Regions from separate parts of the Homo sapiens genome. Here all the other regions are linked to region 3. The links are chromatin contacts, found by Hi-C in ENCODE. All regions are on one chromosome and are shown on one strand. Each heading gives the region's core, a stretch centred on a gene start or an enhancer-like site at or near the end of the contact. The rest is flanking DNA. Distances are from core to core; before and after follow the strand shown.

What was found. Hi-C counts contacts between places; a loop is a spot of excess contacts on that map. Pooled maps may share reads with other maps.
Region 1: a loop to region 3 is called in a pooled map, with 21 times the contacts of the local background. The contact joins the promoter of STAG1 here to the promoter of DNAJC13 in region 3. A Hi-C loop is called at or near these places in 5 of 50 pooled maps.
Region 2: a map of CD8-positive, alpha-beta T cell shows a loop between it and region 3 (20-fold over the local background). The contact joins the promoter of SEC61A1 here to the promoter of DNAJC13 in region 3. A Hi-C loop is called at or near these places in 2 of 168 maps with a recorded cell type or tissue (CD4-positive, alpha-beta memory T cell and CD8-positive, alpha-beta T cell) and 7 of 50 pooled maps.
Region 4: a loop to region 3 is called in a pooled map, with 6 times the contacts of the local background. The contact joins the promoter of PCCB here to the promoter of DNAJC13 in region 3. A Hi-C loop is called at or near these places in 6 of 50 pooled maps.

What each region holds. Positions count from the first base shown.
Region 1 is chr3:136,749,454-136,756,567 of GRCh38, reverse strand. STAG1 (STAG1 cohesin complex component) reads left to right here and starts at 4,190. Exons shown (of 34, transcript NM_005862.3): 1 at 4,190-4,373. It overlaps STAG1-DT (STAG1 divergent transcript), which reads right to left and starts at 3,897. Exons shown (of 1, transcript NR_185911.1): 1 at 728-3,897. RefSeq lists enhancers at 2,882-3,813, 3,607-3,926, 3,814-4,745 and silencers at 3,937-4,166, 4,487-4,866.
Region 2 is chr3:128,048,267-128,055,392 of GRCh38, reverse strand. It overlaps SEC61A1 (SEC61 translocon subunit alpha 1), which reads right to left and starts at 2,956. Exons shown (of 12, transcript NM_013336.4): 1 at 2,834-2,956; 2 at 2,491-2,558. The coding sequence starts at 2,840. LOC102723759 (a long non-coding RNA gene) reads left to right here and starts at 3,218. Exons shown (of 4, transcript XR_007096073.1): 1 at 3,218-3,431. RefSeq lists a silencer at 2,643-3,282 and a cis regulatory region at 2,775-3,391.
Region 3 is chr3:132,413,035-132,419,889 of GRCh38, reverse strand. DNAJC13 (DnaJ heat shock protein family (Hsp40) member C13) reads right to left here and starts at 2,388. Exons shown (of 56, transcript NM_015268.4): 1 at 2,130-2,388. RefSeq lists enhancers at 1,524-2,059, 1,999-2,148 and silencers at 2,179-2,318, 2,599-2,698.
Region 4 is chr3:136,246,043-136,253,891 of GRCh38, reverse strand. It overlaps PCCB (propionyl-CoA carboxylase subunit beta), which reads right to left and starts at 3,552. Exons shown (of 15, transcript NM_000532.5): 1 at 3,334-3,552. The coding sequence starts at 3,516. RefSeq lists enhancers at 3,078-3,127, 3,758-3,817, 3,047-3,913.

The sequences.
Region 1 (7,114 bases), core at 2,941-5,440, 4.3 Mb before region 3:
ATTTTTGTTTTTTTAGTAGAAACAGGGTTTCACCATGTTGGCCAGGCAGGTCTCAAACTCCTGACCCCGGGTGATCCATCTGCCTCGGCCTCCCAAAATGCTAGGATTACAGGCATGAGCCACCATGCCCTGCCCTGCCAACATTGCCTTTCTTTTGGAAAAAAGCTTTCTTGGTCAGATAAGGAAATTCCAAAGAGAGTGTACCCTTGGTGCTTCGGGAAAGAGGATCAGGGAGACAGGGAAAGGTAAGAGACAGACCTTGGTTCTGAGGCCGTTCAATTTTCAAAGCATTGAGCATGCTGAAGTGCTGTATTTTGGGGAATCGTTTTACTGTGCCTCAATAATATTTTGATCATATGTATGACTTGAAGCTGTTAATAAAAATTGTGATGTTTGAAAATCCTTGCCAAGAGAATTGGAATCTTGATTAAGAATTTCATTGGCCAGGCGCAGTGGCTCACGCCTGTGATCCCAGCACTTTGGGAGGCCGAGGTGGGCTGATCACCTGAGGTCGGGAGTTGAGACCAGCCCGGGCAACGTGGTGAAACCCCGTCTCTACTAAAAATATAAAATTAGTTGGGCGTGGTGGAGTATGCCTGTAATCCCAGCTAGTCTGGAGCCTGAGGCAGGAGAATCGCTTGAACCTGGAGGCCGCGGTGAGCCAAGATCGCGCCATTGCACTCCAGCCTGGGCAACAAGATCAAAACTCTGTCCAGGGAGGGTGGGGGTGGGGAAGAATTTCTTAAAAGCAGCCTCTGCTTTTATGTGTAATTCTGTAACAAAGTCAACATGTTATGGGACCTTTATTACTTTATCTTACCAGATAGGTAAAGGATGAATAAATCTGCCCTTCACTTACATTTATGATTAATCAGACAGGTCAGCTAGTGTGAATAATTTCTAATGAAATAGAGAAAAAAATGAAAAAATATCAAGGCATGCCTTGAATGTCATTAACTATTTTAGATGATATCTTTTAAGCCATAGGAATCACAGAACGCTTTTGTGTAGGTATAACAATGTTGCATTTTAAAAAGAGAAGTGAAGCAGGAGTGGGGAGTAGAGGGAAGGTGGGTCAATGGCACCTACTTCTGGACCTAGCAAGGCTGAGGTGTGAGAATCACTTGAGCCCAAGTCAGAGGTTGCAGTGAGCTATGACTGCACCACTGCCCTCCAGCCTGGGCAACACGGCAAGACCCTGTCTCAAAAACAAACAAACAAACACAAACAAAAGGGAGGTGAATGAAGGGAGAGGTGTTTACAAGGCTAGTGCAATAGTTTTGGTGTAAGGCAATGGGAGGGGAGAAGGGTTTGAATAAGGATGGCAGCAGTAGAAAAAAAAGCAAGCCATCTGAATGAGGTATGGTGGGACTTAGGCTTTTTTGAAAGAAAATAATCAAGTCTGGCCCTACAATTTAGAGCCTAGGCTGCTATGTAATTATTTATAAACAATTTATAAAATTGATTATAAAAATGACTTATAATCAATTATTAAGTGTGAGGGCAAAATACAATTTTAGATTTCTATAAACTTAGAAAGTTGATTACCCATGCCCTCAGAGTTAAAAAAATGCTAAAAACTTCTTAGTAAGATTAAAAACAATAAATGTAATAATGCTGATGGCATTTCTATAATATATTAAATAGTTTAAATATTAAATAGTTAAATAGTTTAACACTCGTAACAACCCTATGAGATTGGTACTGTTGCTATTTCCATTTTGCAGTTGAGGAAATTGAGACAGAAAGAGATTTGTCTAAGGTTACAAAGCTTTCCAGAGCAGTCTGGTTTCACAGTTCATGTTCTTAATCACTACACTAGCTGAAATTACAATGTTAGGATAAATTAGGAAATTCAAATAAGAGAGATGAATTATTTTAAGTGTTTGAGCTGCAGCTTTCTGGCAAGTAGCTGAACACGAGGAAACTCAGTTAAGGAAAAATCAAGAACAGACTAATTTTGGGAGACCTAAGAGAAGGCATGTAGTAGAGAACAGATTGAAGAAAGAGGAGGTGCTAGCAAAGAAATCAGAAGACCAGCAAACTAGGTAGGTGTAGATCCGGGGAAGTGTCTTAAAAGAAAGGGAAAAAGGGTTTCAAGTAGGGGATGGGGATTGGTGAAAACCGTAACTGTTTCTTTTGAGAATGTGTCAATGAAAGGAACGTTGATAGCATAGCAACTGGAGGGAGTAACATCACTGAATTAAAAAAAAAAAAAAGACAAAAGAAACTTTTTTTTTTTGAGACAGAGTCTCACTCTTATCGCCCAAGCTGGAGTGCAGTGGCGTGATCTCGGCTCACTGCAACCTTCACCTCCCGGGTTCGAGAGATTCTCCTGCCTCAGCCTCCCGAGTAGCTGGCATTACAGGCGCACACCAGCACGCCTGGCTGTTTGTATTTTTAGTAGAGACAGGGTTTCACCATGTTGGCCAGGGTAGTCTCGAACTCCTGACCTCATGTTATCTGCCCGCCTCTGCCTCACAACGTGCTGGTATTACAGGTGTGAGCCACCGCACCCAGCCAAGACAACAGAAACTTCTGAGAAACAGAAAGGAAGAAGACAGTGGATAAGAACATATTTACATTATAAGGCGCTAGGAAAGTAGTGGTGGAAGGAGAAGGTGGGAAGGGATGGCATAGTTTCAGGCAGAGGGAGTGGCTTTGGAGAGAAGGGTTCTGGGTTAATTTGGTTAGAAGTTTTGGGATCACGAACAGGAGGTGGTCACAGATATTTTATAATGGAGGCAAGGTCAAACCGGAATTGGAGTCCCATAGCTCTGAGCCCAGGAAACTGGATGAATTTATCTATTAGTATGGACTGGGACTGGCATCTTTAACAACATGGAAAGCTTGAAACAGTCTTTGTGGAAAATAGGAGATCAGCCAGAGATTAGAAGAAAACGCAAGAAAATTATAAGTAGGAGTCCAGTCACGAATTCATATCCAATCTGGTCAGTTATGACTTCCTCCAGCGAAAAGCCACACATCTTGCAAACCCTTGAGAGAGAAAACACAAATAGGGGTAACCTACTGGAGACAGGCCCTTAAGACTATAAAGTAGTTGAGCGATTCCATACTGAAATAGAGTTGGCTATAGCGATAGAGAAGTTAGTCATATATGGGGCTAATGATCCAGGAGAGTAAGGATTCACTTTTGTGGTGAAAAGTTGTAAGCAGGTGAAAGGTAGGGATCCATGGCCACGGACGGGCAGGTGGAGATCAGGGAAGAGGCGACGTTAAACATAAATAGTTTGTTAATGATTTCACCTTACTGATTATTTCTCTTTTGGCATCTAGAAGGCTAAGATTCTCATGTGTATTTCAGAGCTACTGAAAGTAGTCCTAGGTTGTGGAGGGAGAAATCCACTTTCACAGCTGAGTCTATCTTCTCAGTCTAGTTATATTCTCCTCTCACAAACTAGCCAATGCTGCCGCCTTATGCAAAGCCGACACCACGGAAAGATGTGCTTTACAGAGGCAGGATGACGCCAATCGGCCTAGGGCCGGCGGTGTTTCGTCTAGATTAATGGCGAGGGAAGTCCCCAATAGTCCTTTTGAAACCTTTTCACTCTTGCCTGGTGAAAGCGCTTGTCAGCCGTAAATCGCGAATACAATGCTAAGCTCTGAGGCCCTTGCTAAATCCAAGTAGGAGCAGGGATCTGCGCGGCCTCACCCTCGGGTTTCCGCAGGGCGTCTCGAGAGCTGCGGATGGGGGCAGCAGGAGCCGGGCGGGAACAGAGGAAAGCGCCGGCCCTGAGACCTAGGGAGGAGCCTCGGTGAAGGAACCCGGGGCGGGTTCCTGCCTAGATCTCCAAGAAGCTCCAAAAATGGCGGGCGGCAACTCGGCGAGCCGGACGCGCAGGCGCCACCGTGGCCGTCCTTCCGCCAGCCGCGGGCGGCCCAAGAACCGTCCACAGCGCCCTTATCCAGAAGCCTACGCCTCTCGCGATTGGCTGAACTGCGCGAGCGCTCCGTGTGGGGGCGGGGCCGCCACGCAGCGGCCACGTTTCCCGCCCCGCTGGTGCGCGTGCGCGCAATCCCCACTGGAAAGCGTTTGCGCGCGCCCCTGCCGCGGCCCCTAGCTCGCGCCTCAGCTCCCTCCCCTTTCCGGGCAGGCCCGTCCCGTCAGCAAGGCAGTGAGCACCGCGGCCAGCAGAGGGCGGTCCGGACCCAAGTCTGCAGCGGCGCCATTGGCGTGTGGAAAATGCCACCAGATGGCGGGTTAGGATTGCAGCTCCGTTGAAGGCGCGGCCCCCGCTCCCGAACCCCCGGCGACCACCCCGTAACAACCCCCCCACATCGGGAATAACACACCGGAGACTTTTGGGGGGAAACTAGGTCGATGGTCGGCGGCGCCCGGATGGGCAGCTGAGGTGAGTGCGGGCGGCGGCGACGGCGGCGGGGGGCGGGAAAGAGGGGGAATGCGGCGGCAGCGGCGCGGGGGCTGGAAGCGCCGATCCAAGATGGAGGCCGGGCGAGAGCGAGAGAGCGCGAGCGGCGAGCGGGCGGGCCGGGCGCGGGCCCCGTGCGGGGGAGGGAGGCCGCGCGGGCCTGTGCGGGGTGCGGCGGTCGTGGGCCGTCCGAGTGCCCGGAGAGACGTCTGTGGGCGCGGTGGGCACCCCGGCGTCTTCGTCGCTTGCCACCCCTCCCGCGGGCACCAAAAATTTTGCCCCCGCCCGCCCGGGCACTACGGCGACAGGCGCGGAAGCCTTTGTGGCGCGCTCGGGCCCGCCGCCAAGCCCGCCCTCCGCCCCCCCCCGCCCGGGCTCTCGGGAGTCGCCCGCGCCCAGCGGGGCCGGGCCGACGCGGGCTGGCGCGAATGCCTTCCGCCGCCTGCCGACCTGCGTTTCTGCGGTGTTTTAGCGGCGGCGGCGTCACATGACAACGAGTTCATTTCAGCGGAGGGGCCTGGGGGGTCGCTCGGCGGGGCGGCTGGCCCAGGCTTCTTGTTGGCGGGGTGGGGCAGCGGGGTGGCGGCTGGGGGAGATGCATCAATGCTGGGCTTTCCAGCTATCTGCCCTCTCAGCCCCCGACGGGGGCCTCCTTGTGAAACGTGTCCAGGCCTAAGCACTGCCCCGCTAGTTTGCCAGTCCCCTGAGAGACGAGGCCAATAAAAGTTGTTTTCCCTCCTTTCTCGAGGTGGGGGCGGGGTGGGAAACTAGAGTGCTTGGAGTTGGACCTGAGCCCCGTTTGCAGGGTCCGAACTGGGTTCTTCTTGTATGGTATGGGTACTAAGAAATTTTCAGGTTTTAGGATTGTCACGTCACCCCCATCTACCCACATTTGAAATGTTATCTGTCGATTCTCTTCACATTGCAGGGAATCGTGCTCCGGGAGTATAAGTCATAGGATAGTTTTGGACACTTACAGACAAAAAAAAAACAAAAAAAAAAAACGCAATTTGTCATAAAAAAAAATTATTTGCTGTTAAAGTTGGTGTTAAGATGGATAGAGTTTATTCTCGTGATTCTGACTAGAAAGACTTGCATCTTCGCAAAAATAGTGTTTACTTGAGAAAGTATCTGAATTGGCACAAAGTTGTGTGATTTGTAACTTATCTGGAATTTGAATGACTCTACATTTTAGTTTTCCTCGTGTTTTAAGAAAATTGCACATTCCGATGGTGAAGCACTTAGGGAAATATACAGAAGAGTGAAAATAAAAATAACTTGTTTATTGTATGGTAATGTAACGTACCTTGTTCTAATATTCATAATGTATGAGGAATTCAGACTGAAAAATTTTAACCAAGTAGGGAAATATGGAATGGAAAGAAGCAGAAATGTTATTTCCTTGCTTTTGATGATTAAGAATACTTATAAGACAAATTGTTACCCAAATAAAGTTGTAGAAGATCTACAGGTGTTTTGCCACGCATTTTCCTTTACATATTTAAAACGTACTTCGAGTAAACTAAATTAATTCAAGTGATCTACCAGTGGTCATTTTCACAAACGAACTGCTTTTGAGTGGAAATTTTTCTGTATCCACTTCAGTTTCGATGTTCTGATAAGGCTAAGGAATATTTAAATAGATGCAAAATATGGAAGTTTGTTGTGTTACTAGGATTGCCTCCTTTGAAGAGACTAATAAAATGACTGTAGATTTGATTGGCTCTTTTAAAGCCTTAAAGGCACTATGGTGTAGGGGAGAAGGAGTGGGTCCTGGACCGAAGTTACTTTGAACGTCCCCTGGGTTTGTGGTGTTCAGGGTGTTACCTTTGAGCCTTACTTTCTTTATCTCTAAAAATGGGGAGCTGGGCCCAGTGGTGCACTCCTGTAGTTCCAGCTACTCTGTAGTGAGGCAGGAGGAACCCTTAAACCCAGGAGTTTGAGGCTTACCTGGGCAACATACAAGACTCCATCTCTTTAAAAAAATAAAATAAAATGGGGATAGTATCTTACGGTGATTGTGTAACAAGATGTCTGTGAAAAACACACATTTAATTGCTGTAACTTAAAATTTACAGAATTTTGTACAGTTTTAATCTTTTTTTCCTTGATTCTGACTCTGTGTATGTTCATAATCTCAGTGCTGTGAGAAGAAATAATGTACTCTGGGAAAGATACGTTCTTGTTTCCCCTTTTATTTGTTGTTTTGTCCTGTATCTTTATATCTTTATTTAGGGGGGTATATTAGTTTCTTTCTTTTTTTTTTTAATGCATAACAAATTTCACACTTAACAGATTAACAATTATTTCAGCTTCCATAGGTCAGAAGTTTGGGGAGGTATAGCTGAGCATCTCAGGCTAAAATCAGGGTGTCAGCTGTGATTGCAGTGCATATCTGAGGCTTAGAGTTGTTTTTCTTTTTTTTTTTTTTTGAGATGGAGTCTCATTCTGTCACCAGGCTGGAGTGCAGTGGTGTGATCTCGGCTCACTGCAACCTCCGCCTCCTGGGTTCAAGCGATTCTCCTGCCTCAGCCTCGCAAGTAGCTGGGTCTACAAGTGCGTGCCACCATGCCCACCTAATTTTTATATTTTTAGTGGAGACGGGGTTTCACCACGTTGGCCAGGATGGTCTCCATCTCTTCACCTCGTGATCTGCCCACCTCAGCCTACCAAAATGCTGGGATTACAGTTGTGAGCCACTGTGCCCGGCCAGAGTTGTCTTT
Region 2 (7,126 bases), core at 1,707-4,206, 4.4 Mb after region 3:
CAGAGAAGCCAAACCATGTACCAAACATAAGTACCATGTACTGCGTAACTTCCTCTGCACAGAGCACAATGCAAGGACCTACAGGCATCACCCCAGCTCACCTCACACCACAGAGCATTACCTTTATTTTACAACTGAGCCTTAGAAGAGCTAAATAATTTGTACCAAACCCCAATGCTAAAGTGAGTTTGAGTCCCAAACTGTGCTTTTAACCATTAGCATTAACAGTTAAGACTCAAGAACAAAGAATGTCACAATAGAACATGACTTGTAAAACACACGAGCAACCACTTTTCATTTGAGTTTCAGTCACAAAACCTTGTTATTCTAGAGTCAAGTAATTTGGAATTGCTCAATAGTGTATTTTCTATGAATTAAGGGTAAAACAGTGTAATAAACCATATTGGGGAAGGGCAGGAGAGTTGCATGTTTAACCTACTAGTAACATTTGTTTAAGGATTTTCACATCTTCTCAGGTACATAGGTTGCATAGGTGACAAGAATCACTGTAAAGATGACTATTAAGTATTAAGTATCATTAGAAAACCTCCCACCCAAAACCTCTGTCACTAAAGAGTAGAGTGGGAACTCTTCCAGGTTTTCTGCCTCTGAAACTGAGTGTCTTCACTAATACCTGCTGCCTACACTACATTAATGGCTTTAGAGGGCTTAACAAACATTAATTATTGTACAGACGGAAGATTCTGAGGTTGAAATACCTTGTGAGAGACTGACAGTATTAAGTGACAAAACTGTGTTCTTTAAAAACACTTCTAGGCAGGCACTGAGTCAGCATTCCTGGCCCTCTGGCCAGAACTGGAGTCACAGTCCTCTAACTATACATGCAGGCAAAGTAGGACACAGTCATACGGCCACACAACAGTGGGTGAATCAGTGTTCAGATACTCCATCCAAAGCTGGGGGCATTCACAGGACTCTTCTTCTCTTGAGAATGGTCCTCTTCCCACCTACCATCCCACCACACTAAGAAATTAGAAAGTGGCCAAGAGAAGGCAACGCCATTTCAGAGTAACCTGTCTGAAATGAATCTTGATGGGAAACAAAGAGCAGACAATTTTTTCAAAACTCCCTTTCTAATCACCAAGTCCTCTCTCCTGGTTACAATCAAATTTAACATCAAAACCCCAAAAGCTCTTTATCCAAGTCCTGTCTCCTCTGCTTCTTAGTAGCCCCTAAATCCATTCTTGCTCAGTACCACAGTTCATCCTCTGATGTGAAAAGCCTCTAAACCAACTCTAGTCCTCTCCTTTTCTTCCAAAGTGACATTCTCATGTCTGGCCCTTGTTATTCATCTCCTAATGTTCCCCACCTACAATTATGTTCTATCAATAGCAACTACATCTAATAACCTCCCATCCAAACATGCTACACTCTTGTCACCAATGCCTTTGCAAACTATATACTCCTTTTATTTGGAATTCCTTTCCGTCCCTTCAAGGAGACTTCTATTTCTCCTTCAAAACCACCATAAGACATCATGTCTCCCAGAGTTAATCCCTTCCTGAGCCACTGCTATACCTTGCACGTATTTCCCTTGTTCCGTCTACCACACTGAGTTACAAGGCCAAGGTCACATAGCTATTAAGGTGCTATGTAAAGGGTGGGACCTAGGCTTGCCTGCCTCCAGAGCCATGCCCCTTCGCTACACTGGAATTGAGGGGGTAAAGCTTTACAAATTCGTCCATTAAAAGCAGCACATGGGCATTTATATGAAACTATTTTACGTAAAAAAATGAAAGTGGATTCCAAGCACCCAAGTGTCCATGTGAATGCTTTAACAACAGTTTGAAAAATAATGTGAGGACACAAACATTTTATTCCCCACTCTCTAACCTAGGAACCTAATGAAACTTTTTTTCGTTGACAGCTGTAGTTACACTGGCAACACTCACTCCACACAATTTCTGATTCAGCACAGCTCTAAATTTAATCTTTCCTTGTTTTAATACACCGTCTGTGAAAAGCAGCAGACTTCACAAAAGAATAGCCTTTATTCCCCCTATTGTGACAGCCTACATAAAAGGTACAAAATCATTTGTAAATACTAAAGTGACAGCCCTTCCCTTTAGCAGCTGGATACAAAGGGCATCTCCTGGGAAAAAAAACCAACCCGTGATCTGCTCCCGTTGGAGGTGAAAAAGGGAGGGTAACTCAATCTGCTATCCTAACTGAGGCCTTATTCATTCATGGCCCGGATCCATTTTTGGGACAGGGCAACCGGAGGCTTTGTTCTCGGAGCAACATCCACCAAAGATGCTCCAAATAAAGCACAGTGATTTCAGTGGAAATTTCCACACAACCAGGTCACCTTTCGACAGCTCTCCGGAATAACAGAGCACAACTACACTCCAAGGGAAGAGAAGGGAGAGTTTCCATTGCCGTGCTGAAGCCATTTTTAATCATACTGTAAACTTCCAGAGTCCAGACAGTTTCCTGAAACCTTCTTTGTTGGCGATTTGGGGTACTTACCTTCCTCTCTGGCTTCTGAATTTCCGGCAGGATGACACAGAAGGGCTTGATGACTTCCAGAAATTTGACTTTGATGGGAGAAACAAAACAGGAAGAGTTGGGACACAGAGAAGTAACCTTCCGCGCTACCCAGGGACGCCTTCTGCCCACGACGAGTGAGAGCAGGGGCCAGGGGAGCCGGCCGCACCCCGGACGCGTGGGGATACTCGAGAAGGGCCGGGGGCACGGGCCGCGTTCTGCAGGGGGCCGGTCAGGGTTGGCCGGCGGGCGCCCGACCGCACGGGTGTGGGGAAGGGGGATCTGTTCCGTCCCGGCCTCAATAGGGCTTCCCTACAGGACTCACTTGCCATGGCGGCGGCTGCTCGGGCTCCGGGTCCCGCTTCAGCTCAGCTCTGCTCCGCGTGAGGCGACGCTGCCCGCGGCCCAGCGCGTTCCACTGCACAGCAGCTCCGCCGAGAGACACGTCAGTGCTAGCCCGGCGGCAAGCGGCGCGGCGCGGCGCGGGGCGGGGCCGGGGCCGGGCCTCGGATCGCTTCCGCTTCCTGCCACGCGCGCCCGCCGGCCGCCGCGCTTCGCCGCGCCGCGCCGCTTCGCCGAGACCTCAAGCCCCGGCATGCAGCGGGGCTCCTGGGGCCTGTCGGGAAGGGGCCTGGCGCGCGGGGCCCGCCGGGACTGGGGGTGTGCGGCTGCGCAGACTTGGTAACGCGAGAGCGCGCGGGGAGGGTGTGTCACGCCTCCCGAGACTGGGGCTGTGCGGCCTCACGGAGAAACTGAGGCAGGCGCGAAGCGTCGAGTGCGCGCGTGGCCCTGCAGGCAGGCGGAGACCCTGGTGGCTCCCATACACGTAACAGCACTCACTGCTCTTTGACGTTAGTGAATAGACCGTAAGCTCCCTGGAGCAGGGACCTTATCCCAGCGTCTACCGCGGCGCCCGTCACCTAGTAGGTCTCCGTCATTACCTGCTGAGTAGGGCGCGGGCTGGTGGGGCTTACCGAGCACCCTCGCTGTCTGAGTCATTAAGCAAACCCGGAGGCTTGTCGTGGGTGTGGGTCCCCTTCCATCTGAGAACGAATGGGATGAGTTTCTGGAGAGACTTGGCCGGAGAAGGGCCGGGGCAGCTCGGGAAGTAGTCTGCCTCACAGAAGAATTCAGGAAGGCCTCCTGGGAGAGTACCTTTGTGCCGAGCCTTGATAGATTCTGGCGAGAAGGAATGAGGGAACAGGTTGAGGAGACTGTTGTGGGCAAAGCATGGCGGTGTGATTGCCTAAGATCGGTGTGGGAAAGGGGGATAACGGGTAGGGCAAGGGATGCTGGGGCTGGGGGTTGGAATTTACTTTCAGGCATCTGTAGTCAGTAGGTATGATGTCATCTAAGAGAAACAGACTTAATGCTGTGAGCATTTAGCAGGGAGGAGGTGGGCACGCCTTGTGGGATCAGGCAAGGTTTCATGGAGCTAAACCTTGACCAGGACAGGTAGAAGTTGAGGGTACATATGTGGCAAGATGCTTTTTTGCTTTTAATTTAGGTGTCAACTATTTGGATTTTTCCATTCTCACCCATTTCTAGCAGATAATCAGGTTTTGTACATTCTTGGCTCAGAAAGTTGGACAGGACAGGAAGTCTTTTTTGGAATACAAACCCACTGGTGGAAAATTCAAAGGACTACTGGGAACAGGCAGGTAACTTCAGTGAAGTGGTCTAGGTGTGACATCACTTGATATCCATCCCCCACCAAAAAGGGGAAAAAGAAGACATTGACTCTTTATTCAGAGTCTGAAATGCAACCCATCTTCACTTCCAGGACCCACTGATGATCTCTTCTGGAGTTTTGGCCTGAAGCTAAAACTGGCAGCCCCTGGACTAAGTTCAGCATATAGACTAGATCCGATATTTAGCCATTATGCACCCTGCACCATATTGATGGTTAAAATGTTGAAATATTTCGAGGGTAAATAGTATAGTAATTACAATAAATATTACAATTAGTTAATAGAAATTTTAATATAAACTCATTGGTTTGTGCTAATAGTTGTAGGATGTCAGTACCATTGATAACAGGCCTCCTGTTGTTTCCACATTATGACACAATCTGGCCTGTGTCACTGCAGGGACTGCAGCCAAGTTACGTGTGTTAAATCACTGATTGCTTTAGGAGAATCACTAGTTTAAAATATTTTTATTGGACTGGGTGCAGTGGCTCACACCAGTAATCCCAGCACTTCGGGAGGCCAAGGCAAGAGGATCACTTGAGCCCAGGAGTGCAAGACCAGCCTGGGCAACATGGCAAAACCCTGTCTCTAGAAAAAAATACAGAAAAAAATTAGCTAGGCATGGTGGCGCATGCCTGTAGTCCCAGCTACTGGAAAGGCTGAGGTGGGAGGATCCCTTGAGCCTGGGAGGTCGAGGCTGCAGTGAGCTGAGATCTCACCACTGCACTTCAGCCTGGGTGACGACAGAGTGAGACTCTGTCTCAAAAAATAATAAAATATTTCTATTGTAAGCACATACATTAATTCTTCGGAAAATAGGTATGCAGTGTTTTATATTTATACATTTAAGATTTTATTATAGGATATTAGAAACATCCACCTAGAATGAAAGAGACCACAAAAATCTGGATGAATTTTCAATACTTTTAAGTATGATAAATGTAAATCTTGATATCTGCAGAAGAATAAACAAGAAATTTGTAATAATAATGAATCCCCGCCTGGAACTTCTTTTGATACTGTTTAAGAATCAGCACAAAATAAAATTTATAATTTATAAGATAAACTTTATTACATAAAATCTATAGTTTTGTAGTGAAAAAATAATTTTTTTCAACCAAAAATTTGACATTGCTAGTGACAGAAATGTTGGGTACTGAGTGCTCAGAAGTTCTATTGTTAAAAGATCAAAGTGTTAAACATATATTCATCAGAATGCTCTTAAAGCTTGTGCAAGTGAAGAAAAATTGTGATTATCGATGAGAAAAGAACTTAAAAGAATATAATCAGTTTCATAAATTAAGTATTTGAAAACTTAGAACTCCCAAAAAGGTTATCAGAGTGAGGATAAAGCAATCAAAAAGATTTAGGGCCAAGCTTGGTGGCTCATGAAATCCCAGCACTTTGGGAAGCCAAGGTGGGCAGATCACTTGAGGCCAGGAGTTCGAGACCAGCCTGGCCAACATGGTGAAATCTCGCCTCTACTAAAAATAAAAAATTAGCTGAGCATGGTGGTGCGTGCCTGTAGTCCCAACTACTCAGGAGGCTGAGACATGAGAATGGCTAGAACCCTGGGGGGTGGAGGTTGCAGTAAACCGAGATCTCATCACTGCACTCCAGCCTGGGCAACAGAGCGAGACTCTGTCTCAAAAAAAAAAAAAAAAAAAAAAAAAGATTTAGAAGGTACTGTCAGAATTTTTAGCACTATTATATAGTTAAGTATAATTGAGCATTTCACACACATTTACTAGAACTTCAAAAGGATTAATATTGATATGAACACGCCATTGTATTCTGGACCCACCTGTTAAAAACCAGATGTACCCAAATGAGAAAACAGCTTTTTGAAAAATATGTAAATCAAAGAGGTGTATTTAAAATCATCATCTAAGAAGCTTCATTTTTTTATGTGAATGTGTTTTAATAATTAAAATGCAAATTTAAAGGTTTTTGAATATAATGGTTTTTGTTGATCTTATGACACTGGGAAACATTTAGTACACTGTATTGTCTTTATTATGAGTACACAAGAAAGAATTACATTTGAGATATAGTTCCATAAAGATGTAATTGGAATATTGTACCAAATAAGAAAATTGTCATTGGATTTTATACAAAAAATGCTAATGTAATTCTAGAGAGAGTATGGAGTTTCAGCCAAAAGTTTAGGAAAAATGTGGATGTTTTAATTTGGCACTAAATTATCAAATTTAATTTTGGATAAACCAATACAAGTCAGGGAACTCATGCTTTTCTTGATAAACTATATTTACTACCACACACCAAGTAGCAGAAATAACTACATTAAGTAATGCAAATTGAACCTTGATGGACAAGCCTGCAGTGCTAGATCTGCAAAAGCAATGTGGAAGTCGGTAAGTTCTGCATTCAAATGCTCTACCCCTGAGCTATATACCCGCTGTGGTGGAAGTCAGTAAGTTCTGTATGTTCACTGTAATGGAAACAAATGCAGTGGCTGTTTGAAAAATATATTTTAAAGAGTTTGGGCCTTAATAAATGATATTTTAATGGAGATGTCAGTATTTAGAGTTTTTTTGTTTTGTTTTGAGATGAAGTCTCGCTCTGTTGCCCAGGCTGGAGTGCAGTGGCGCGATCTCAGCTCACTGCAACCTCCATCTCCTGAGTTTAAGTGATTCTCCTGCCTCAGCCTTCCAAGTAGCTGGAATTACAGGCGTGCGCCACCACACCTGGCTAATTTTTGTATTTTTAGTAGAGATGGAGTTTTGCCATGTTGGCCAGGCTGGTCTCAAACTTCTGACCTCAAGTGATCTGCCCACTTCTGCCTCCCAAAGTGCTGGGATTATAGGCGTGAGCCACCGTGCCCAGCAGTATTTATTTTAGCTTTATAAGAAAACATATTTTAGCTATTAGAGCTGACATTATTTCAATAAACTGTAAAGCAGTTG
Region 3 (6,855 bases), core at 1,139-3,638:
TTACTAATTATTTTTTATAAAAAGGGAGCCTTTATTGGGTCTAATAAAGTTGAGAAACACTGACTCAAGGAACTCTTTCAAAATATTAATAACTCCCCTTTAACTACTGCCATGTTTTACAGTGAACATTTAGGCCAAAACCTATTTGTAGCAACCAAATTTGTGCTGCAGTTTATCTGCACAGCCTTGTTTCAATTACTAATTTAAAGTACCTCAATCAGAAGCAGGGGAAAGGTATGTGTAGCAGAAACCTCATATTCACCTGTGTAAACAGAACTGGTTGAGGAATGAAGCCAAATTAGTTAAAACACATCTTTTCAATTTCAACCCTAATTTGGGACCTATTGAGAACCGGACTCCACTATCAACCTTTTAACAAATTTAATAAAGCCAGTATTGTTACAGTCCACCTGGGCAAGGCAACCATCTTCTATTTATTTGTGGATAAAGTTAAATTATTCCAAACAATTCATTCACTTATTAATATTTTATTTTTTAGCTTAAGTATTTTGTTTACAACTAAGCTTGTTAACAATATATAACATTAATATATTTTAGACTATTTATTACTACCACTTTAGAAAAAGAGGAATATTCATTGCCTCTCAGTGGAATACAAATGCTGATATTTTCCATGAACTGAACTCTAGCCTTAAGGTTCTTTACATTCTTATTTCTTAATAATCCTCTGACTCCTCTTTTCCTCCCTTAATATGTTCTACTTCCTGTTTTCAAACAAGGAGTATAATGTAATAATTTCTACACAAGGACGTGTGTTGCCTGAATGCATTGTGATACTAACAGCACAAGCCAAGTCTGAGATATAGTAGCTTAAAAAGCGTTTCACATTACACAAAATGTGAACAAGGTTTTACGTTATATGATAGATAAGCCAATAAAGTACTTTCCAAAAATCAAAGAACTGTGTTCTGGATACCGAATTTCTGACAAGTGGTTTCTATAAATTTATTTTTTTAAGGCAAATTCTGTTTCATACTCCCATAAACTCAAAGTACTGGTAATATATTATAAAACCTTATCACTGTAATTTTCCCTGCAGGCAGTAGTTTCAAACCTAGAAACCTATCAAGTCCATAAACTGAGAAAGAAAATATAGTAAGAAAGAATTACTGGGGGCAGGTTCTGAACTTCTACTTTTTTCCCCAAGACACTGTATTACAAAAGGCTCAACATAACTGTACACTATAAAGCCCTTCATAGAGGACGCAACAGCATCAGGTACAGAACCTCCTTTTTGAGGGAAATCAGAATAACGTAAAAGGGAAAAGCAGAGGGAAAATGAGAAATAATTACTTTGGGAGACCACCGCCACATTAGGGTGAAATCTTTACTTTTTTCCCCCCTCTAAGCAACGGACACAGGAAACAATCTTAAGACAAACGTGGTTAACGGAACACGCTACAAAAGGAGAAAATTTAAGGGAAGGCACTCTTAAACATAGTTAAGTATCAAGTGATTAACAGCCACTTCACTGAGCGTCTAAGTCCTACTTTACCCACTCCAAAGGCCACATTCAAAGATAAAATCACAGCAGCGGAGGAAAGGCCACGTGAATAAGCTGCCTTGCAGGAAGGAAAAGCCTTAGGGGAGAAAATGATTTTAGAAAAAGTACTGGAGAACAGACGACGCGGATGCTCATTTCCTAACAAAACGAAACAAAGCAAAGAAAGTCAGTCTGCAGGACTTGTTCGGAAGGAGGGTCGCTGACCCAAGGAAACAAGAGTTGCCGGCATCCAGCAGGAAGGGTGCTCAGACTAGGAGACTGGAAGGGAATCCCGAGGGCGGAACCCACAAGGGAATGAAGAGCCTGTGGGGTAAGGATATGTTAAGGCGAGTGGAGGAGCGTACTAGGTATAAAACAAGCAAAAAAAAGGGGTGGGGCTGGACAGGGCAGCGCCCTGAGCTAATGTCACTCAAAGCCGGGGGGGCGTCCAACGAAAGGAACCAGACCAGCAGCCTGGGGGAAGGGTAATCTGCTTCCTTAGCAGCTGCAGGCTGCAGCAGCCAAGACCACCCCGTTTTCCCTGCCCTGAGCCCCACAAAGTCCCCACGGCGTGGGAAGGGAGTAAGGCAGAGCCCCAGAGCCCAGTGCCCGGAGTCGGCTTTACCTTCGCGGGAGGCTGGAGAGGCTCCAGCCCTAGCTCCTCCCGCCGCCGGCTCAGCTTCCAGAGTGGGATGAGGCGCCCTCCGGCCTCCTCACCCTCACCACTTCCCCTTTCCCCCGCCGGGGCCCTGCAGCTCCGCTGCCGCGGGTTCCTGGTGCCGCCGCGGCGCTGCCTCCCCGCCCCCTCCGCCTCCTCCCTCTGCCTCTCAGAGTTTCACTCTGGAGGCCGCCATCTTCGCTCAGGCTTTGAGCGAGCGCGCTCTAATACGCCTGCGTCGCCACCGCCCAGGCTGTCACGAGACCCAGTCAGCTGATTTCAACTCTTCCGTCTTCTGCCCCGCCCTCCCCGTCCTCCCCGTCCCGATCGTTCTTTCCCTGAAATTCTGCTTTCCTCCGGCCAGCCCCCAGCAGCTACACATGCGCAGAGTAACGACACCGGCCGTGGGATTTGGATTCCACGCAGCGCGTCAGGGGGCTGGCGCCTCGGTGGGTGCTGAAAAGGACACGCCCCTGGGCGCGCGCGGGTGCCCATGACCACGCCCCTCCGGCGGGTGCCCATGACCACGCCCCTCCGGCGTGTGCCTTAGGGCCGCGCCCCTCCGCTTATGTCCTGCGGAGAGTAGGGTCGCAACCCGGTACTTAAGCTTTAAGTCCGAGGAAATCTTGTTTTAAATCACCTCTTTTTAGCTCTTGCCGTCAAGTGCCATGGAGCATCTGCGAGGCAGTCTGAAGCCTCAGCCTATCTCCTGGTTTGGCTGGATTGGGAGCCAGCAGGTTCATTTACTATTGAGACGTCCTGAACGACAGCAGAGCAGGGTTTAAGTTATGGATGCTCTGGAAGGTCTCAGAGACCAAATTCTCAGAGACGCCTAAGGCATTTGCAGGTGGGAATGCTGGAAAGATAGTTCTGGTAGCCCCATTTATTGTGTCCGGATCAAGTGTTTAGAAGTTTACTTAAAGCTGCTTAATCTTCAACTCTCTGAGATACGAATCATCCTCGTTTTGCAGATAAGTTGAGGCCCAGCCTCAGAGTAGTGGATTTCATGTTTGCACCCAAGTAATTTGAACCCAGAACCTGTGCCCTCTAGATAACCATCTTCCTGAACCTCACCTGAGAGGGAAGTCAGGGCAGTGAAAAGAGGGGATATTGGGACTAAAGGATTCGGCTAGAAATTATGTGTTATCTGTGGGCAATGGTTTAAATAAGAAAGGTCAATGTCCACTCCCAGATCTGAGCCGTAAAGACCACAGTTTAAAAATTAGTGATTAAAAAAAAAATAGTGATTCTGCTGCAGACTTCAGAGTAGAGGCAGTGTAGGGTGACCTGCATGGATACATTATTGTATAAGGGTTAAAGGTCTCTGATAAGGAGTTGAATACTCATTCTTCATGGCAGTCCTGAAATTGTGATTTCTTGGCGTCCCCTTCAGCAAGTTGGCTCATTTTATAGACAGCGATTGCAGGATGAAAAAATGTGGAAAAATGGTTTTTACAGACTTTACCTCTTGATTCTATTAACCCTTTGCCCTACCTTAGGGCGGAAAAAGACTATTTGTGTTTATCCTTAGACTTTTCTGTAATGCAGCAGTAAGATAAGGTGCATGTAAGGGAAGGTACTAGGAATAGCTGGGTGTGGGAAGACAGAACCCGAAATAGAGTAGGAAGGGAGGAGGAGGAAAAAGAAACAGGAGGGCTGTGTTAAGGGGCCTTATTGGCTTATCCCATGGAAACAGAAACGTGTTTATGTGGTTACAAAGCCTTCCAGTAATCCCAAAAGTAAATGTGGGGTATATTATTTCGATTTTAGAGAAGCAGCAGACCCAGAGAGTCCAGGAGACTTGCTAAAGGTGACCTAACTCCTAAAGGTTGAGCCAAGATTAAGACACAGGGCCTGCCTGTAACATCAAGGCCAGTGAACTGTTCAACCTCCACACTGCCTCTCTGTTCAATATTTGAGACCAATAAAATCAATTCTCGTGTTGAGAGGAGCCTTAGGCATCATGAATTGTCCCCATCCTCTGTAGTGCAAAATTGCCTCACAAGACATCTTTTTCCATTGCATTTTTATAAGCCATTTTCCTTGTATTCAGCCAACTTGCACTCTCTTCTATGAGTAGTTATTTTGTCTTTGTTTCTTGCTCTTTTCTTCTTGTATGTGACATTCATTTAAGCACTTATCAGTACAGCTTATCACCCTTTCCCACTCCCTCTCCCGTGCATATCCTTCTAACTACCCCTGCTACAGATACTCATTTTAAGAAACCATATTCAAAGTACTTTCAACCATTGTTCACAAGATGTAGTTTCAAGCCTTTTCACAACCACTGGTTGCTTTTAATTGGATCCATACAATTGGATCCTTCTTAAAATGCCACAACAAAATACAAGAGTCAGGGAGAGTAGGACTTGTCTCTTCTTTCCCTATTAGGTTAAATCAGTTGGATCCTTTCCCCACCCAACTCTTTTTTAAGAGTGACAAATGCACACTTCTTTTTCTGGATTTGTCTTTTTATTCATAATTAAAGTTTGCACTAGCGTTTCTGACACTTTCATAGTGCAGATGTATCAAATTTACAATCTAAATTATGTGATGTACACTTAAAATATTTCACAGCTTTTTAAAAAATACATTTCACAGCCTTTTAGGCACCAATAGCCTTTATCAGTCTCCAAAGTTAGCATACAAGGCTGGAGTGATCTAAGACTTTAGAGAGCCCACAAGAATGTCAAACACTTGCTTATCTAATTCCCATTGCTGCTAAATTGACCTTCCTAATTATATCAATGCCCAGATCCAAAGTAAATCCTTAAGAACTCATACCACTCAACAATGCTTGAACTATGTTTTCAGTACAGTAGCCACTAGCCCTATGTGGCTACTGAACACAGAATAAAAATTAAAATTGTTACAAAAAAATGTAAAATGTTGCATTAGCAATTTTTATATTGATTACACGTGTTAAAAGAAAAAAATATTTAGGCCGGGCACGGTGGCTCACGCCTGTAGTCCCAGCACTTTGGGAGGCTGAGGCGGGTGGATCACCTGAGGTCAGGAGTTTGAGACCAGCTTGGCCAACATGATGAAACCCCGTCTCTACTAAATATAAAAAAATTAGGCGGGCCTGGTGGTGCATACCTGTAATCCCAGCTATTCGGGATGCTGAGGCAGGAGAATCACTTGAACCTGGGAGGGGGAGGTTGCAGTGAGCCGAGATGGTGCCACTGCACTCCAGCCTGGGCAACAAGAGTGAAACTCTCAAAAAAAAAAAAAGTATTATTTAATGATACTTGTTAAAGCTTGGTAATAGGCTGAGCATGATGGCTGACACCTGTAATCCCAAGGCTTTGGGAGGCCAAGTCAGGAGGATCACTTGAGGCCAGGAGTTTGAGACCAGCCTATGCAATGTAGTGGGACCCCATTGCTACAAAATAATAAAAATAAAAGCATTATCTGGGCATGGGGGCATGCCCCTGTAGTGCTAGTTACTCAGGAGGCTGAGGTGAGAGGATCTCTTGAGCCCAGGAGTTCGAGGTTACAGTGAGCTATAATTGTGCCACTGCACTCCTGCCTGGGCAGCAGAGAAAGACCCTGTACCCCCTGCTCCCCACAAAAAAGATTTTATTCAGTTTATTTACGATCATTACAATAGGTACAGGAGCCACTGCAACAGGGGCTTGCAGTAAGGGAGAGAGACGGGGCTCAGGTCGGAAAACGACACGGGCAAGTATGCATTTATCTCCAAGGAACAGTGTGTGGGGGTCAGTGGATGGAAAATTACTAAGAGAAAACATCAGGGGTGAGCGGGGATCCTGGCTAAACCTACGTAACAGGATTCTTGCTAAAGACAGGCCAGAGTGATTAGACATCTTCTGGGGGAAGGTGAAAGATGAGGAATCTGATCACATATCGAGGGAATTTTGGCTAAACTGACTTAGCCAGGTTCTTTTGCAGACTAGACTTTTCAAGGAAGCACACAGAGGGGCCTAAGGAAAGGTTCAGAAGCCTGATTAAAATTTGGCTGAGCAAAGACTCTTTGTCACATGTGGAAATGATAATATTATGGCTGTATATTTGGTTAAATAAAATGTTATTAAAATTAATTTCACTTGTTTCTTTTAAGGAATGTAGCTACTAGTAAATGTAAAATTAAATATATGGCTCCCATTGTATTTCTCTTGGACAATACTGCTATTAGAAAATCTTGTGCAAGCAAACAGTAAGTGTCAGAAAACAACTACGTCGAGTTGGTGAGCTTGAAGCTTCCACAGAATCTTCTACTGGACTTCATTTTAATTTGTTATGTGATTGGTTGGTTGTTTGTCTTTAGTGGTTTTTCTCAAGATTTATCTGGCCACACGTATTTAGTTTTCTGTGTTTCTCTATACTGTAATTCAAATAATTGAAATTATTTACAACATATGACAAATTATGACATGAGAATTTCTTGACATATATACATATGTATCTGTATATATATATAGGATCCACAATTTTTTTTTTTTGTAACTGATAGCCTGGCTTCCCCAGCTCACTTAATCCTACCCCAGGAAGTCTAGTTTTATTATTAATGTGAATTAAAATATCTTTTTAAATAGTATAATGATGTTCATATATAAAGGATTTTGAATTTATAATATTTTATTAACAAAAACATGCTTTCATTTAATTACAGGAAATTATCTAGATTTGATTATATTTTCAAAGATGGATGAGGAGGGAAAAGAAAATA
Region 4 (7,849 bases), core at 2,303-4,802, 3.8 Mb before region 3:
AGGACTGCTTGAGCCCAGGAGTTGAGACCAGCCTGGGCAACAAAGCGAGACTCTGTCTCTACCAAAAAATAAAATAAAATAAAATAACTAGCAGGGTAGGAGGCTGAAGTGGGAGGATCACTGGAGCCCAGAGGTCGAGGATGCACTAAGCCATGATTACACCACTGCCCTCCAGCCTGGGTGACAGAGTAAGACCCTGTCTCAAGAAAAAAAAAAAAAAAAAAAAATTCTGTCATCCCAGCACTTTGGGAGGCCGAGATGGGAGGATCACCTGAGGTCAAAAGTTAGAGACCAGCCTGCTCAACATGGTGAAACCCCGTCTCTACTAAAAATACAAAAATTAGCCAGGTGTGGTGGCACGTGCCTTAAATCCCAGCTACTCAAGAGGCTAACGCAGGAGAATCACTTGAACCTGGGAAGCAGAGGTTGTAGTGAGCCACGATCACTCCACCGCACTCCAGCCTGAGCAACAAGGTGAGACCCTGTCTTAAGAAAAAAAAAGAGGCCATGTGCAGTGGCTCACGCCTGTAATCCCAACACTTTGGGAGGCCGAGGCAGACGGATCACGAGGTCAGGAGATCGAGACCATCCTGGCTAACATGGTGAAACCCCGTCTATACTAAAACTCCAAAATTATAGCCAGGTGTGGTGGTGGGCACCCGTAGTCCCAGCTACTCAGGAGGCTGAGGCAGGAGAACGGCATGAACCCGGGAGGCGGAGCTTGCAGTGAGCCAAGACCGCGCCACTGCACTCCAGCCTGGGTGACAGAGCAAGACTCTATCTTAAAAAAAAAAAAAAAAAAAAAAAAACCTCCATTGCTTGGACTCCCAAGCTCTCAACCCGAGGCAAATACCCTAGCCTACTGTCCTATCCCCCCCTCCCCGAAAAAAACAAAAACAAACAAAAAATACCTCAAATTGGCTATTATTTTCCCCTTAGGAAAGTAGCCAAAGCTGGTGAGGTTGCATTTAAAAAAAAAAAAACAAAACAAAAAACAGGCAATCCTATACACTGTCATGTAAAGTAGAGTAAGTTTTCAGGAAACCAATTTGGCAACATATATACAGATTTTTAAAATATATTTATACTGACCAGGCACTGCGGCTCACACCTGTAATCCCAGCACTTTGGAAGGCCAAGGTGGGAGGACTGCTTGAGCCCAGGAGTTGAGACCAGCCTGGGCAACAAAGCGAGACCCTGTCTCTACCAAAAAAAAAAAAAAAAAAAAATTAGCTGGGTAGGAGGCTGAAGTGGAAGGATCACTGGAGCCCAGAAGGTCAAGGATGCAGTGAGCCATGATTACACCACTGCCCTCCAGCCTGGGTGACAGAGTAAGACCCTGTCTCAAGGAAAAAAAAAAAAAAATTCTGTCATCCCAGCACTTTGGGAGGCAGACGCGGGTGGATCACCTGAGGTCAGGAGTTCAAGACCAGCCTGGCCAACATGGTGAAACTCCATCTCTACTAAAAATACAAAAATTAGCCAGATGTGGTGACACATACCTGTAACCCCAGGTACTCTGGAGGCTGAGGCAGGAGAATTGCTTGAAGCTGGGAAGCAGAAGTTGCAGTGAGCTGCTGCACTCTAGCCTGGGCAACAGAGTGAACTCTGTCTCAAAAAAAATAAATAAACTTACACCCTTTGACCCACTAATTCCTCTTCTGGGAAAATCTACGGAAATGGTCAAAAATTGTTTTAAAAGGGGTGCAGGGCCGGGTGCAGTGGCTCACACCCATAATCCCAACACTTTGGGACGCCAAGGTGGGTGAATCACTTGAGGTCAGGCGTACAAGACCGGCCTGGCCAACATGGTGAAACCCTGTCTCTGCTAAAAATACAAAAAAAAAGTTGCCAGGCATGGTCGTGGGCACCTGTAATCCCAGCTACTTGGGAGGCTGAGGCAGGAGAATAGCTTGAACCTGGGAGGCAGAGGTTGCAATGAGCCAAGATCGCACCATGGCACTCCAGCCTGGGCAACAAGAGCAAAACTCCGTATCAAAACATAAAAATAAAAAGGGGTGCAGGAGGGGGTTCATATTAAATCAGCCTCCTAAGTTAACTTTGGCAAAAGAAAAACAGCTTCTGGAGGCTTCATCTAAACCTAGTAGGATCTACCTGGGAAAGGGCTAGGCGATGTTCCAGGGAAGAATTGAGCAATAGGCCCCAACAGAAAGAGTGTACAGGAGCACTGACAGGCCTTTCCAGAGGATGATCTAACATCTCCCTCAGCCCTAACAGAGTAGGTTAGAAGTAGCCCCAGGGGAGAGAAAGCACTCCTAGCACCACAAACCATCACTAAATTTACATTTCACTCTCAAGTGTCAAAAGGAACTGTTACCTTTGGACCCTTGTCAAATGCGAATTTATGACATCTGAATCAATATTAGACAAATATAGAGCTGTTCAAATCTCCTCACTTTAAGACCCCATCCCTCCCCCAGTGCCTCCCTCATGGTTGTGAGTTGTGCCTGAATACTCTTCATCTGTAAGAGTTTCACTTCTGCACCTTCCCGTTGGTTAATTCGTTCAGCACAACGGTCCAGACTCACCCACCAGTCACGGACACACTGGGCAAGCCTGGTTTCAAGTCAGGGATCACCTCTCCAAAATGGGCCGCCCAGCTTATCTCTGAAGGCCAGCTGGATTCTCGCCTCAAAACCCAGGCGGTGGGTGGCAGTGTTTCAACTGCTCAGTCCAGCCAAACATCGAGAGTAGCCTGCGCACTCCCAGAAAGGCCACCTGCTTCCGACACGTGCCTTTGCTACCCATCAAGGCGAGGCATGCTAAGGCCCTAAAGAGCTCGACCAGGCATTCTGCGGGCAGAAGTTCCACAAGTTCCTGCACGCGCACATCCCCCATTTCATGTTAGTGGAGTATGCCCAAGTTCAGTTTTCCTGCTTCCACAAAGGAGAAAGAACCTACCATCACTCTTTCATGGGGCACGAGAATAAGCACATGGTTTTTACTGAGCGCCTATCATTTTGCTATCTATGGTCTAACGATACACTTGTGAAGGAAGAATTATTATTAAAATGACCCACAGAGATTTAATAAGTTGCCCAAAAGCTTATGTTAAGTGTTGAGCTGGCTAGAGACGAGCCAGATCCGTCTAAATCCCAAGGGTTAAACAGTATGAAAAAGCACACAGGTGCTTCTGCTGGTTATACCCGCCTCCACGAGAAACGCTACAGGTTTTCAAGGTGAACACCCTTGCTCCGGCCCCTCCAGGCACCGTGCGGATTGGCAGGGAGGCCTCGGACGCCGCAAGCCGGGCACGCAGTGATAGGTCGCGGACGCCAGGGGCGGGACTCACTTAGGCCCCTCAGGACTCACTCGCTTGTGCTGCGCGTCAATACGGCGTTGGCCCCCTCCCAGCAGCGCGGTCCGGCGCTTGTTTTCGATGCGTTCGTTAACAGAGGTGGCCTGGCTGCAAAGGCTGCGGACCGCGGCGCGGAGACCGCTCGCCAGAACGCTGAGCCTTGCCCCGACCGCCGCCACCCGTAATGCCGCCGCCATTTTTGCTGTGCCGGCGCGTCCCCTACCGGCGCACCTGAGTACGCATGTGCTAAAGCGTGGGTACGGCGCTTGCGCAGCATCGGCTGGCTGTAGGGAGCCGCGGGGGCTGGACTACAGAACCTGCTTGGGAGTAAGGCGTGAGAGTTCGAGACCCGGTGCTGCCCGAGGAGGGTCGCGCAGAGAAAAAGTACAGGGCCTGCCTGGCTGCACAAAAAAGGGACATAGTCCTTGCTCTTCTCTGACCACCTAGACCCTTAACTTTGTCGTCCCACTTCCTACAGAAAATGATTATAAGATTTAACCAACATTTATTAAGCATTGTGCCAGGTGTTGCTTTTTGCACTTACCATGCACTAGCTTACTATCTGGATTTCACAGATGAGGTAAATCAAGCACAGAGAGATGAGTGATTTGATCAAGAGGCAAGACTGAGGCCGAGGTAGGTGAGCCCAGGAGCCCAAGACCAGCCTGAGCAATATAGTAAGACCCCACCTCTACAAAAAAATTAAAAATTAGCTGGGCATGGCGGCTTGCACCTGTGACCCCAGCTACTCGGGAGGCTAAGGCGGCAGGATGGCTTGGCCCAGGAAGTCGAGGCTGCAGTGAGCCGTGATTGCATCACTGCACTCCAGCCTGGGCAAAACCCTGTCTCAAAAAAAAAAAAAAAAAAAAGCCAAGACTGACAATGTGGTTGGCCAGGATTCAAACTCAGAGACCTATCATTAATATGTGCCAGATAATGAGCACAGGACCCTTAACCTCTAATCAGTAGTTCTCAAAGTATGGATCCCATTAAAGAAAAAACTATTCATGACACTTAATTATTCATGTTTAAGAATGGTAAGGCAAACTTTATTCAGGCCCAATCTGACAGAGGTAGGGATAGAGTTTTGCCATAAGTCAGAGCGATTGGGCTGAATATAGCAAAGTGGTAATTTATAGCTAAGGGGCAGTGTGTGGAAGTCAGTGGATGGAAAATTACTAAGAGGAAACATTGGCGGGGAATCTGGCTAAATTGACCTAACAGGATTCCTGCCCAAGGCAGGTCAGGGTAACTGAACATCACCTGGGGGATGGTGGCGGTATGGGTCAAAACCAGATATGGAGAGTAATCAGATATCAAGAATGGAGGATTCTGGCTAAACTGACTTGGCAAGTTTCTTGCTAAAATGGAATTCCACAAGGAATGACATGGGAGCCCACACTCAGGCCTAGTCAAAGAGAGAGCTCAGAAGAGCCTGACCAATGTTTGATCAAGGAGGGAATCTTGTCAATCCAGCAACTTCAGTATCACCTGGGAGTGAGTTGGAAATGCAAGCTCGAATTCTCAGAACTTACTCCAGACCTTTAAATCAGAAACTCTGGGGCTGGGGCCAGCCATCTGTTTTAGCAGATGACCTTTAGGTGATTCTGATCTGCTTGCTAAAGTTTAAGAACCACTGCTCTAGGAATTTGGAATTGTACTGTTGAGAGCTTGACCATCTGTTTCTCCCACTAACAGGCAGGTCTTCAAGACAAAGAACATGGTTTATATTTCTCATTTTTAGCCACAGAAAACTGCTAAAGTTGATCATGAGCCCTTCCCAGATCCAGCTCATAGCCAGGGCCTTCATAAAGTACAAATTCTGACCTATGACCTTAATGTTAATGCAATTCAACTCAGAAAACATTTTTGAGCACCTACCATGTGCCAAGAACTAAACATCAGTACTGATTGCATTTCCTGGAGTAGTAACAGTTCATCTAGATAGAGAGGGCAGCTTAGAGGCCAAAGCCTCTTGGCTAGGCAAAGCCCACCTGTATCTGTATAACTCCGTAATGGGTACTCTTGACCTTGCATTTGGGTCCTTGCTTTAAAGACTTTACCAACCTAGAGAGGCAGATGGACAACCTAGAGAGGCAGATTGCCTTGGGAGCACAAGAGAGAATTTGAGTAAGGCTGAGTGTGTTGAGGAGAGTTTCTCCAAGAAAGCATCCATATGCCAGGGAACAGAAGCAGTGTGAGCAAAGGCCTGGCATGTTCAGATTCACATACACAGACACACACACATACTTTGTTGTGTTCCCAGCTTTTGGGGAAATGGTGGTAAATGAGACTGGAAAGTGAGAATGGCATTAGATTGTGAAGAGTTTTTTCATGTTCAGAAATTGGGACTTGCTTTTGGCCTGGGGGCAGTTGGACTCCCTTGTCCCACAGTGCCTTGTAGGTTCCTTACATAAAGCACATCTCACACTGTGTTAAGATTGTTTAGCTGTCTTCCTAGACAGACTCTCCAGCCAAAGGTCAGGGACTGCAGCTGATTTGCTCACCACTGTGGTCCCAGCACCTGGAACAAGGCCCAACGCAGAGAAGGCCTTTAGAATGTATTTGTGAAATTGAATCGAGCTAGCAAATAGGCAATTGCATGTGAGTCCAGAGGTTTTCGCCCCCTCCTCTATGTCTTTTCAGGCTCTGAAACCTGCTCAGGTATCATCTCCTCCATGCAGTCTATCCTGATCCTCAGAAGCAAGGAAGTTTTTCTTATTTAACTTTAGATAACCAGTGCTTAGTAGAAAACCCAACACAGGGAGGCTCACTGAACCTAACTGCTTCCTCCAGCTAGTCCTCTCTCCCTCCACTTCTTTCTCACTGTCCTAATGCCCTGCCTATGGGCACTCCATAGTTCTATAGATCTGTAATGTTATTCCTCAGACCTCACATGCAAGCTCCAGCTTGGGGCAGGTGGGTGGGGGTAGGAGGAAGTTGGAGGTAGGAGGCAATTATCCAGTAATTGCCCTTTAATACCACTATGCTCCAGGCTGCTTTCCTGTCCTTAGTCCCCCCGCTGGTGGCTGTGTTTGAGTTTTTTTCTCCATTGTGAGACAGGAGTCACCCTGATCTTTTAGTTTTCTCACTTTCTGAGACAGTAGAGCTGAAAATTTGGAGTCAACACCTGGGTACAAATCTTGCTTCTGCCCTGACTTCCTGGATAACACAGGGTCATTCACCTAAGGATCTCAGTTTCCTCTGTAAAAGTGGAGAGGGGGTGATCTGTGAAACCCTTGTGTTCTGAGTTTGTTACCCATGACATAATAACAAGAGCCCAGTCATTGGTGTTAGACTGTCCTGAGGTTAGTTCCAACTCTGCCAGTTACCTCTGTGTGACTTGGACAACTTGGCCTCAGTTTCCTCTTCTGTAAAATTGGAATAATAATAGTTCTACCTCAGAGTTGTAAGGTTTATTTTTATTTATTTATTTATTTATTTTTGAGACAGGGTCTTGCTCTGTCACTCAGGCTGGAGTGCAGTGGCTCAATCTTGGCTCACTGCAACCTCCCCATCCCAGGTTAAAGCGATTCTCCTGCCTCAGCCTCCCAAGTAGCTGGGATTACAGGCGTGTGCCACCACGCCCGGCTAATTTTTTTGTATTTTTTGGTAGAGATGGAGTTTTACCATGTTGGCCAGGCTTGCCTTGAACTCCTGATCTCAAGTGATCCGCCTGCCTCAGCCTCCCAAAGTGCTGGGATTACAGATGTGAGCCACCATACCTGGCCAAGTTATAAGGTTTAAATGTAAGCAGCTAACATAATGCCTAGCAAATGTGAAGTACTCTTTAAGTGTTACCTAATAGATTACCAGTAGTATCCTGAGATAGTCTTATTTACCAGAAATTTTCATGAGTTCTCCTTAAAGTGAAGGACAGTGATACATTTCAGAGTATTTGTTCACTTCCTTCCACAAGGAGTGAGGATGGATGGGGGACAGTGAGGTGCCAACATTTTCTGGCCATTCTAGGCCAGTCAGTTACAACTTTCAGCAAAGATGAGTGCAATGGTAGGAAGGAGGAAATGGAAGAGGTCACAATTTAGTCTGGGTCTTCAGAGAAGCAATTGCCAAGAGGGGAATTAACATGCAAGAAATCAATTAAGGGGGCCAGGTGCAGTGGTTCACTCCTGTAATCCCAGCACTTTGAGAGGCCAAGGCAGGGGGATCACCTGAGGTCAGGAGTTCAAGACCAGCCTGGCCAAGATGGTGAAACCCCATCTCTACTAAAAAGAAAAATTAGCCAGGCATGGTGGCGCACGCCTATAATCCCAGCTACTCGGGAGACTGAGGCAGGACAATCACTTGAACCTGAGAGGTGGAGTTTGCAGTGAACCGAGATCACGCCACTGCACTCCAGCCTGGGCGACAGAGCAAGACTCCATCTCAAAAGAAAGAAAGAAAGAAAGAAATCAGTTAGAGGAACCACCTGTGAGAAAAAGTGGGGAGACAGTGGGAGAAGCTGGGAGGCCCATGAGATTGCAATGCAAATCTGACCTCCAGTCAGGAAGAGAGGGAAGGAAGGAAGGT